2 separate regions of the Mus musculus genome follow, and region 1 is linked to region 2. A link is a loop called in an ENCODE intact Hi-C map of the cell type or tissue named here. Cell type or tissue: heart. All regions are shown on one strand.

Region 1 (5,000 bases), 67 kb before region 2:
AAGTTTTCTTGATTAGGAGAGAGAGAGAGACAGAAAAGAGAGCACGTGCGCGAGCGCGCACACACACACACACTTAGAAATAAAACAAAAACCTCGTCTCTCACCCACCACTGGGAACGGTGCTTTGCTTTCCAGAGTAAGTTCCCAAAGGGTGGTGGTCAGGGGAGACTGTACCTTAAGTCTCTCTTGCTCTACACCTGGCTTGATGAACTTTCTCAGCAGCCACTTCTCCTGTGACTTTTTCCTCCGTCTGTTCTCCGGACAGAGAATGGAGTTACAAACTTCAACAGCAGTTTTATATTGGATCAAGGGCACGTCTATCAAATTCTCCAACCTCTGAAACGGCCCAAACTTCTTTCTGTGTTCTACAATATTGACGGACTTCCTTCCTCGAAGCAACCTGAAAGCTTCCAGTTCTTTATCAGAAGCTGTATTCAGCACTTGTAAGATAGAAGCCTGCTGCTCCAGGGAGAAGAGCCTGTCCAATGGATTCCCGGGCTCCTTTCCATCTGTATCACAAGCAGCAACACTGGCAACACGTTTCTCAGGTGCAGTGGATTTCCTCACAGAGCAGGTGTTATTTAGGACTGGAGGCAGGGATGAGTACTCTGGGACTGGAAACCATCTCCTCCCTAAAAGGGAAACTTGACTTATAATGTTCTCCTTGACAGTTAATACCCAAGCTTGTGCAGTTATACAGACTTGCACACAGACCATATTATCACAGAGAATTGTCTTTAAGAGGAGTGTAGAGCTGGTTGTAGTTGTGCACACCTTTAATCCCAGCACTGGGGAGGCAGAAGCAGGAGGATCTCTGAGTTCAAGGGCAGCCTGGTCTACAGAGGAAGTTCGGGACAACCAGGACTGCACAGTGAAACTCTGTATTGAAAAACAAACAAAACATAAAGAGTAGTTTTACAATAATTACAGTTATCTATCTTTGAGGGTTTGTTTGGTTTTTGGTTGGTTGGTTGGTTGGTTTTGATCATTGGTAGGGTTGGGTTTGTTTGTGGGGTTTTTGTTGTTGTTTTCTTTTTTGAGACAGGATGTCACTGGATAGTCTTCATACTCAAATTCAGTATGAAGACCAGGATGGCCTTGACTTCATAGTAATTCAGCTGCACCAGGATAGCCAGTACTACACAGAGGCGCTGTCTCAAGGAAGAAGCTGTAGTTGCCTGGCACTGTAACTCCGTATGTACAACCTCAGCACCTGAGGGGCAGTCCATACAAGATTCAGATTCCAAGAGTTTTATGACAGTCTGGACTACCTGAGACCTCATCTCCAAAAATTTAATTAATTAAAATAAAGAAATTGTAGTCTTCTCGGGATAAGTAGAGTCCACCTTTAATACCAGCATTTGAGCCAGGCAGTGGTGGCACGTGCCTTTAATCCCAGCACTTGGGAGGCAAAGACAGGTCGATTTCTTAGTTCAAGGCCAGTCTGGTCTACAAAGTGAGTTCCAGGACAGCCAGGGCTACTCAGAGAAACCCTGATTCAAAAAAACCAAACAAACAAACAAAACCAGCATTTGGGAGGCAAAACCAGGCAGACCTCTGAGAGTTCATGGCCAGACTGGTCTAGTACAGTGTTCCAGGCAATGAGACTGTTTGCTAAAGTAAAAACAATCAAAAAAGTTAAGGGCCAGTTAGATAGGACCTAGTTTCTGGCAAGGCCTTGGTTTCTATACCTAGAACCACTTAATTTTAATTAAAATTATTTCAAATGTCTGCTACTTATGGCATTTATAATATTATGAGGATTTTTTGTATCGCCTCTTATGATTGATCTCCAGTTCCATTTTTTACTAGTTTATCATCTGATGGAACTAAAGGAAATTAAACTTTATACGTTTATAATAAATGTTTTAGCTGGTCAGGAGTGGTGTTCCTCACTTGCAATCCTAGCATTTAGGAGATGGAAGCAGGAAGATCAGGATTTAGCTACATAGTGAGTTGCAGGCCAGCTTGGGCAACATGGAGCTCTGACTGGGGCAAGCGGGGGCTGGTGATATTAACTAAGTGGTGGGGACGGTTTATTTTGTTCTGCATGGTTCTCAATATTGCTAACAAGGCTGTATTTTTGCAAGCAGTCTACATTGTGCAATGGATAACTTTATAAGACAGTGTAAAGTCATCCTCCCAGCGCGGCCACAGGAAGACGACACAGCCAGAGGCTAAGCGAGCTACTCCGGCCCGGGAAGGGGCGCACGCGCGTGGACCCCGGGCCATTAAAGCGGACGGGCTCCGGGGCTGGGGGACATGAACGCCCCTCAGCTCCGCTACAGCTCCACGCTGGACAACCGGACACAGGGCAGAAGAGAACCACTCCCGGTTACAGGCTAGTGACTGGAAAGCAATCCACCTCGTGCTCAGGAACCCTACCTCCGGCCTTGATGAGGCAAGCAAGGTTTGTCCTCCAAGCCATCGCCAGGCTCTTTCCCACGCCTGTGTTCCTCCTCAACTTCCGGTTTCGTGTGCTCCAACAAAAAGTGCTCGGCCGGGGCTGGGCAGAAGGGTTCCGGCGAAAGCGACAGTCTCAGGGAAATGCCAACGGAGTTCCTAGTAATTGATGGCTGATGGTCTCTGGAGAAAGTGTGGCCGTTCGGGATCGCCGAGATGCATAGGAGTAGACTAGGTTTAATCCTGTTTTGGGGCGAGTCTCCTCTGGGTTCCCAGACACACAGCAGACAGTGGGGAGCCTATATGCACACATGTAACCCTGTCCGGAGTTGAGAGGAGGAGTATCTGGGAGAGATGCACGGGATAAGGCCAATGTATGAGGTCGCTTTGACGCTGGGCACTTTTGACTGTTTGAAAAGGATGGGGGGAGGTGAGTCTGGAGCCACATTTGATCCTTGGAATGCGAAGTGGAACAGTTGAAAAAGTCGGGCAGGTTGCTTGTTTTTTAGTTGCAAAGTCAGATTAGAGGGGCTTTCTAGAAAAAAAGAAAATTGGTCATTTGCAGCCAATGTGAGGCTGGACTGTAGAAGAACCTGAGGACAAGAAAGAGGAATCGGAAAGTTATTGTGATATGTTTTATAAAACAATTGTTGTGTTTTATGGAGCGCGGTATGGTGTGGTGAGGTGCCCATCCTGAGGCATCCCCTCCTCTCCGAGGTACCCAGCTCCAGTATGGCATAGAGTTTATTGGGGGGGGGGGGAGTTAAGAAGGGAGTAGAGGCAGGGAAAGGGGGGAGAGAGAGAGAGAGAGAGAGAGAGAGAGAGAGAACACGAACGAACTGGTGGCCCAGTACACGTTGAAGAGGACGGGGAGGGAGAAGAGGAGAGAGGGGAAAAGGGGTCAGAGAGAAAAGAGTCAGAGAGGGCAAGCAGTTCCTTTTAGAGCAAAGCCAGGCCTACCTGGCTGTTGCCAGGTAACTTGGGCGGGGCGTAGGAGGAATGACAACAGATTTTCTTGCCAAGGCAGAGTGAACTGTGGGGAATGAAACCTGGGCTAAGGAAGAAGAGTGGAAAAGGGTCTAGTAATGGGTTTGTGGTTATATTAGACGTCGTAGCTAACCTATAATGCCCACACTTAGGAGCATGAGGAGAATTGTGAGTTTGAGTCCAGTCTAGGCTATGTAATGAGTTTGAGGCCACCCTAGACTACAAAAATGACTCTGTCTCAAAAGGCATCAACAACAAAAGCTATTCACAGGCTCAGCCGTTCAGAGTACTTGTTGCTCTTGTGGAGGATCCGGCTTTGGTTCACAACATCCACATGGTGGCTGACAACCATCTATAATTCTGGTTCCGGGGATGTCCAATAACCTCTTCTGACCTCCACAGGCACCAGGCACAGACTTGGCACACAGACATACATGTAGGCAAAACACTCATATACACAAATTAATAAGTCTAAAATAAAAGTTATTCTTAAGAGAGCCTGGGGGCTGGAGAGATGGCTCAGCGGTTAAGAGCACTGACTGCTCTTCTGGAGGTTCTGAGTTCAAATCCCAGCAACCACATGGTGGCTCACAACCATCTGTAATGGCATCTGATGCCCTCTTCTGGTGTGTCTCTGAAGACAGCGACAGTGTACTTACATATAATAAATAAATAAATAAATATTTGAGAGAGAGAGAGAGAGAGAGAGAGAAAGAGTGCCTGGTGTGGTAACACATTCCTGTACTCAAGCATGAATTCCAGGTCAGCCTGGGCTGTCATAGTAAGACCTAGTCTTAAAAAAAAAAAAAAAGGGTTAGTTAGGGAAACTCATGGAAATTCTATGAATCTTAATGATGTCTCCAGAATGTAAGGATCTAACAAAAATAAAGACAATTTTAAAATCTTCCAAATTTTTTTTTCTTTTTAGGTTTTTTGAGACAGGGTTTCTCTGTGTGTAGCCCTGGCTGTCCTGGAACTCACTCTGTAGACCAGGCTGGCCTCGAACTCAGAAATTCACCTGCCTCTGCCTCCCAAGTGTTGGGATTAAAGGCGTGCGCCACCACACCCTGCTCAAAATTTTTTAAAACACAAAATTTTATACAGAATTCTTTCATTGAGTACCACAGAGATGCTGAAATGGACCATGGGAAATTTATTCCCTCACACTTCAGGAGTGCAGACACCTGTGACCAGAGTGTCAGGAGGGTTGGTTCCTTCTGAGGACTGCAGGAAATGCATGCTTCTCTCTGACCTTCAGATGACTACCTCCTCCACATATGTGTCACTCTGCTGTCACTAGGCATTCACACGGACATCTCATGAGAACAGCAGCCATGTTGGAGTGGCCACAGATCCAGTCCTGTGTAATCTCATTTTGGGAGAAGGAAGTGTTTTTGAGATAGGCTCTTATGATGTTGCCCAGGATACCCTTGAACTTCTGGGCTCAAGGTCTCCTCTCCTCTCAGCCACCTAAGACAGTGGAGCTATGTCCCAGGTCACTTGTCAGTCTTATTCTTTTGACTGTGTAGTGCTGGGACTTGAATCCAGAGCCTCATGTGTGTTAGGCAAGAGCTACCCATTCCTCAGCCTCCGTGTCATTTCAACTAATG
Region 2 (5,000 bases):
CCCCTGTCTGTTGAGTGCTGAGATTAATGGCATGGGAGATATCCCCAGCTAAAATTCTGTATGATACATTATTCAGATACAAAGCACAATCTCTGACTTACTGTGATTTGACTATTTATTTATTATTGCTGACCTGTTTTGAGTCAAGGTCTCTTTATGTAGTCTTGGCTGGGATGGAACTATTTTTTTTTCTTTTTTAAAAACATTTTTATTTATTTTATGTATGAGTGCTCTACCTGTATATACACTTGCATGCCAGAAGAAGGCATCAGACCCTGGTATAGATGGTTGTGAAACACCATGTGGTTGCTGGGAGTTGAACTCAGGACCTTTGGAAGAGCAGGCAGTGCTCTTAACCATTGAACCATCTCTCCCAGACCCTGGAGTAGAACTCTTTTAAGAAATCAGCCTGTCTCTGCCTCCTGAGTACTGGGATTAAAGGCACCTGTCACCACTTCCAGCTATATTAAAAAAGAAATCTATAGTAGTGTCAATTGTTTCTCTATCTTTTGGCTAAAATGTATCATAGTGCCAAAGTGATAACATGGTTAATAGAATTGTATTTCACAATTTTTGATGCCTTTCTGGGCTAGTAATAGGCAGGACAGCAGCAGCAAGTGTCTCTCAGCTGTGTGATCAGGAAGATAAACTACTGTGTTATTTAAATGTGGTGCTTGGAAGGTTACTAGATTACTAGATTTCTGTTTATAGTGGGTTTATCTGGTGGTGATTCCATCAGAAAATAGTGGAACATTTAAATATTACTTCATGAGGTTGCTCCAAATATTTATGCAAGGAAGGGTCTGACATCTTCATTTGGTAGAGAAGAAACAGGCAGAGGGGCCATGAGTCCTCTAGAGTCCTGTAATCTTCTTTGCAGCTACCGTCCTAGGGACATCTCCCTGTGAACAAGAGGTGTGCCTTCACCCCCTGTTGTATCACGGAGTGGGGTTTTGTTGCTTGTTTGAGACAGGGTTTCATTGGGTAACTCAGGTTGGCTCTCAACTAGTGGTCCTGCTTCAACCTCTTGAATACTGGGATGGTTTATATCACCACACCAGCTTTCCCAGGCACTTTTTAAGAAAGGGTTTCCTTCTATTTCTGTCTGTCTGTTTTTTTGTTTGTTTGTTTGTTTTTTGAGACAGGATTTCTCTGTATAGCCCTGGCTGTCCTGGAACTCACTTTGTAGACCAGGCTGGCCTCGAACTCAGAAATCTCCTGCCTTTGCCTCCCAAGTGCTGGAATTAAAGACGTGTGCCACCACCGCCTGGTGGGCATGAAATATCTATGTGTGGATAAGAATAGCTTTGATGGCTTAATCTTCTTGCCACCACCACTTTCAGGTTTGAAATACCATGGCTCCTTAGGTCTCACCCTAAAGCCCAGGCTGGCCTCAGATTCATGGCAATCCTTCTACTTCATCTTCCCAGATGCTGGGATTACAGGCATGAGCTATCACGCCCTACTTTTTTTTTTTTTTTTTTTTTTTGGTTTTTCGAGACAGGGTTCCTCTGTGTAGCCCTGGCTGTCCTGGAACTCACTTTGTAGACCAGTCTGGCCTCGAACTCAGAAATCTGCCTGCCTCTGCCTCCCCGGTGCAGGGATCAAAGGCGTGCGCCACCATGAAAAAAAAGCCCGGTTGTCGGCCTTTTTTTTTTTTTAAGCAATTTCTTGGGCTGTGATATAGTCTCGGGTAAAAGTGCTTTCTGTTCAGGCCTGATGACCTGAGTTTGACCCCTGGATCCAAAGTGCCTCTAAGAGCTGGCTTGTGCCATAATGTCAGCCAAGTACCAATTCTTGAGGACTGTCCTCTGACCGCCACATACTCACCATGGAAGATACTCAAACGCACGTGTCATACACAAATATACAGAATAATACATTTTGAGGGGGGGAAAACAGGTGATGGGCTCTGGGGAGTGTTCACACCCTGGGAGCCAGTAACCTTGTTCAATAAAGCATTTTTGAAAGGTAAGTCCAACAGTGTGAACACAGCTGAAAACCAGGTAGGCAGGTCTCTTGCCCTCCTGGACATTATCGTTTAGTGAAGAAATCTCCGATTCACGACCAAGCTCCTGCTGCGTGACCCTGGACTCTTCTGTTCTTGTTCTGTAAAACAAGTGGGCTCTGACTGTTCTGACCAAGGAATCTGTCACTTACATCCTCTGGCAGTGTTCAGACTGTGGCAGGCAAACCTCCGGGGTTTTGCGCTACCGTCTGCCTTCCTGCAGGGGCGCTGTTCAAGATACGAGAGCGTTGAGGTTCCGAAAGCTCTTGTCCCTCGCCGCCCGCCGTCGTCCTCGCCGCCGCCGCCGCCCGCGTCCGCGGAGCCGGAGGAGGCGGAGCTGGCTTGCCCCGGCTCCCAAGCGGAGCGGTAGAGGAGGAGTCGGTGCGGCAGGTCCTGGCGGCCGAGATTCGGGCGCAGAGGCCGCTAAGGCTGGCAGGGAGCGGCGGTATCGCGGGGAGAGCGGCGCCACGGGCTGGACGCTCCCGGCGTGAGGCGTGCGCTCCATGCGTGCGGGCCGAGTGCGGCCCCTGCGAGCCTCCGACATGAAGAAAGACGTGAGGATCCTGCTGGTGGGAGAACGTGAGTCCGCGCCCTGCCCGGCCTCGCAGCCCGGGTGCCCTCTCCAAGCCTGCCAGCCCCTTTGCTCTTCCCTACCGTGGCCCTCTGCTCCTCGCAGGCCTTGTCCCCCTTCAGTCCCTAACGCCCGGTCCTCTCGCTGCGAAAGCTGTCGCCGTCGCCACCACCTCCTCGAGTTCTTTCCTCTTGGGCCTCAGCGTTTGTCGGGCCACCTCCCGTCCGACCCTCTGGTCGCCTGTCAGTCACTCATTGCCAGGCAGATGTTGGAACAGGCAGACTGAGCACTTGGGACTGCGGGAACCGGCTGGCGGGGGACACTAGGGGGAGGAGGAGTGCAGAAGTAGTCGACTTGGGAGCAAGGTCAGGTCTCTGGAATTTTTTTTTTTTTTTTTTTTCACTTGCTGCCTTCACTGCTACTGTGCATGGGCATTAAGAGAGAGCGTTGGCTTGCTTGAGTAAGTAGCTCAGTAGTAGAATTCTAGCATGCATAAAAACCTGGATTCAGTCTCCAGCACCAAGAAGAAAAAAAAGAGCTTAAGATAGCGGGATTTTTTAAAAATTAGATTTTTTTTTTTTTTTTTTTGCCGTACTTGTGTCGAACAAACTCCTTCAAGTTAATAATATGAGTATTGAGTGAACGATACTTAACTAGGGAGGGATCTTTAGATGGGGCGATTGTTACCCTAAAAGTCTTAATTTTCGCTCCTTGTTAGACATTCCATAGTTCTGTAGTAGTTCTTTTAATAAGAGCAGGCATATAGGGCTTCCGAACAGGCACATGTTCCCATGCTCTTTAAAGATAGATCTCACTTTTTTCCTGGTAAAGAAGACAAAACAACAAAAACAACGCTTTTGCTGGCTGATAGGAATGCAGTATAGAGCAGGGATTTCTGATCTTACTGCGAGGTACATGACTTAATCATGGCAACTAAGTTAAAAAGAGGGGTTCATTAGTTCATGTTTTGCCATTGCTGATTTGAAGCATTCTATTATAAACCACTCAATTATATCTTTAAGTAGCCTCTCTAGGTCGCTGTGATACATTCCTAAGGAGGAAAGTGTACATATTAAGAAAAAAAAAACAATTTTGGGGGGGTGGGGTAGGGTGTGCTCTTAGGGCCCAGACAGAGCAAGTCAGATCCCTCGGAGCTAGAGTTACAGGTGGTTTGAGCCACCAGACTTGGGTTTTCTGCTTTTAACCACTGCAGCCCCAAGTCTGCTGGCCTCAGAAAGGGGCGGGAGGGGAGGAAACGACTGTGGACTGTTGATCCGTGTAGCTGTAGCAGCTTTTGGGAGAACTCTAGTCAAAATTGGGAACTAAGCTCCCGTGAAGCATAGTTTGCTTTTTTATTTTCAGTTATGGGTTTTTGGCCTTATTTATAATGGTATCTTACTCTTTCTTTTGCATCAAGTTCTCTAACAGTAAAGGAAGACATTATTTAAGGCATGGTTGGTGCTGATACATTTGGGGGAAAATTAGGGAAAGTGAGCAGGTGACCCCTTAATTGTATTTTCTAAAAGTCTAATGCTTTTTAAAACTCAATTTGTAAAAAAGATATTTTGGATTTGGTGTTCAATATAGGAACCGATGATACAGCATTAGTGTATAGACTGAGTAGAAATGCTATACATGCTGGGCGTGGTGACGCATGCCTTAATTCCCAGCACTGGGGGGGTGGGGAGGGGGGCGGGCTACAAAGTGAGTACCAGGACAGCCGGGGCTACACAGAGAACCCTGTCTCGAAAAAAAAAAAAAAAAAAAAAAAAAAGAAGTGCTGTACATATGTCAGATTCAGTGGCACCGTAGGACATTTTACATTAACTTTAACAGTATTACTTAGGAATATGCAGAAGTTTAAAATTTGTTAGAAAAAGTATGTCATGTAGTCCTGAAAGCCAGCTAGAGAATCGGAACAACTCTGTGTGGGTTTTCTGACCACAGGGAGCAAGTTATAAGAGAAAGCCTTAGCTTTTGAAGGAGACCCTGCTTTTTCCTAAGAGGATGGTGCCAACCATGTGGTTGGCACACATCTGTGAGCCATTACTCAGGAGTCTGAAGTAGGAGGATGGTTAATCAAAAATTTTCAAGGACTAGCGTGTGTAGCTTAGTGGTAGGGCACTTGCCTTACATGTAAGAACTTCTGCTCAATCTACAGTATAGCGTAGATATAGGGTAAGGTTGGCATCAAAGCGTTAGGCCATCTACTACTATTAAGAAAGCAAACTATAAGCCGGGCGTGGTAGCACACACCTTTAATCCCAGCACTTGGGAGGCAGAGGCAGGTGGATTTCTGAGTTCGAGGCCAGCCTGGTCTACAGAGTGAGTTCCAGGACAGCTAGCATGGTTTCACAGAGAAACCCTATTTTGAAAAAGCCCAACCAAACAACTAAACAACTAAATAAACCGTATCACATG

The links. Peaks named below come from ENCODE experiments on the same cell type or tissue, not always from the same donor. Only the 100,000 strongest peaks of a DNase experiment are listed, where the experiment ranks them.
Region 1: it touches region 2 in a loop (3-fold over the local background); 1 of 42 quality-filtered maps calls a loop at or near these places.

Annotation. Positions count from the first base shown.
Region 1 is chr11:80,139,692-80,144,691 of GRCm38, forward strand. It overlaps Tefm (transcription elongation factor, mitochondrial), which reads right to left and starts at 2,462. Exons shown (of 4, transcript NM_183275.2): 1 at 2,386-2,462; 2 at 175-632. The coding sequence starts at 2,428. In heart, no CTCF peak of the experiment used is centred here; a DNase peak (open chromatin) is centred at 2,410; H3K4me3 peaks cover 2,165 bases; H3K27ac peaks cover 1,827 bases.
Region 2 is chr11:80,206,737-80,211,736 of GRCm38, forward strand. It overlaps Rhot1 (ras homolog family member T1), which reads left to right and starts at 2,315. Exons shown (of 19, transcript NM_021536.8): 1 at 2,315-2,587. The coding sequence starts at 2,512. In heart, CTCF peaks have their summits at 2,231 and 2,920 (motif pointing right); a DNase peak (open chromatin) is centred at 2,305; H3K4me3 peaks cover 2,315 bases; H3K27ac peaks cover 1,135 bases.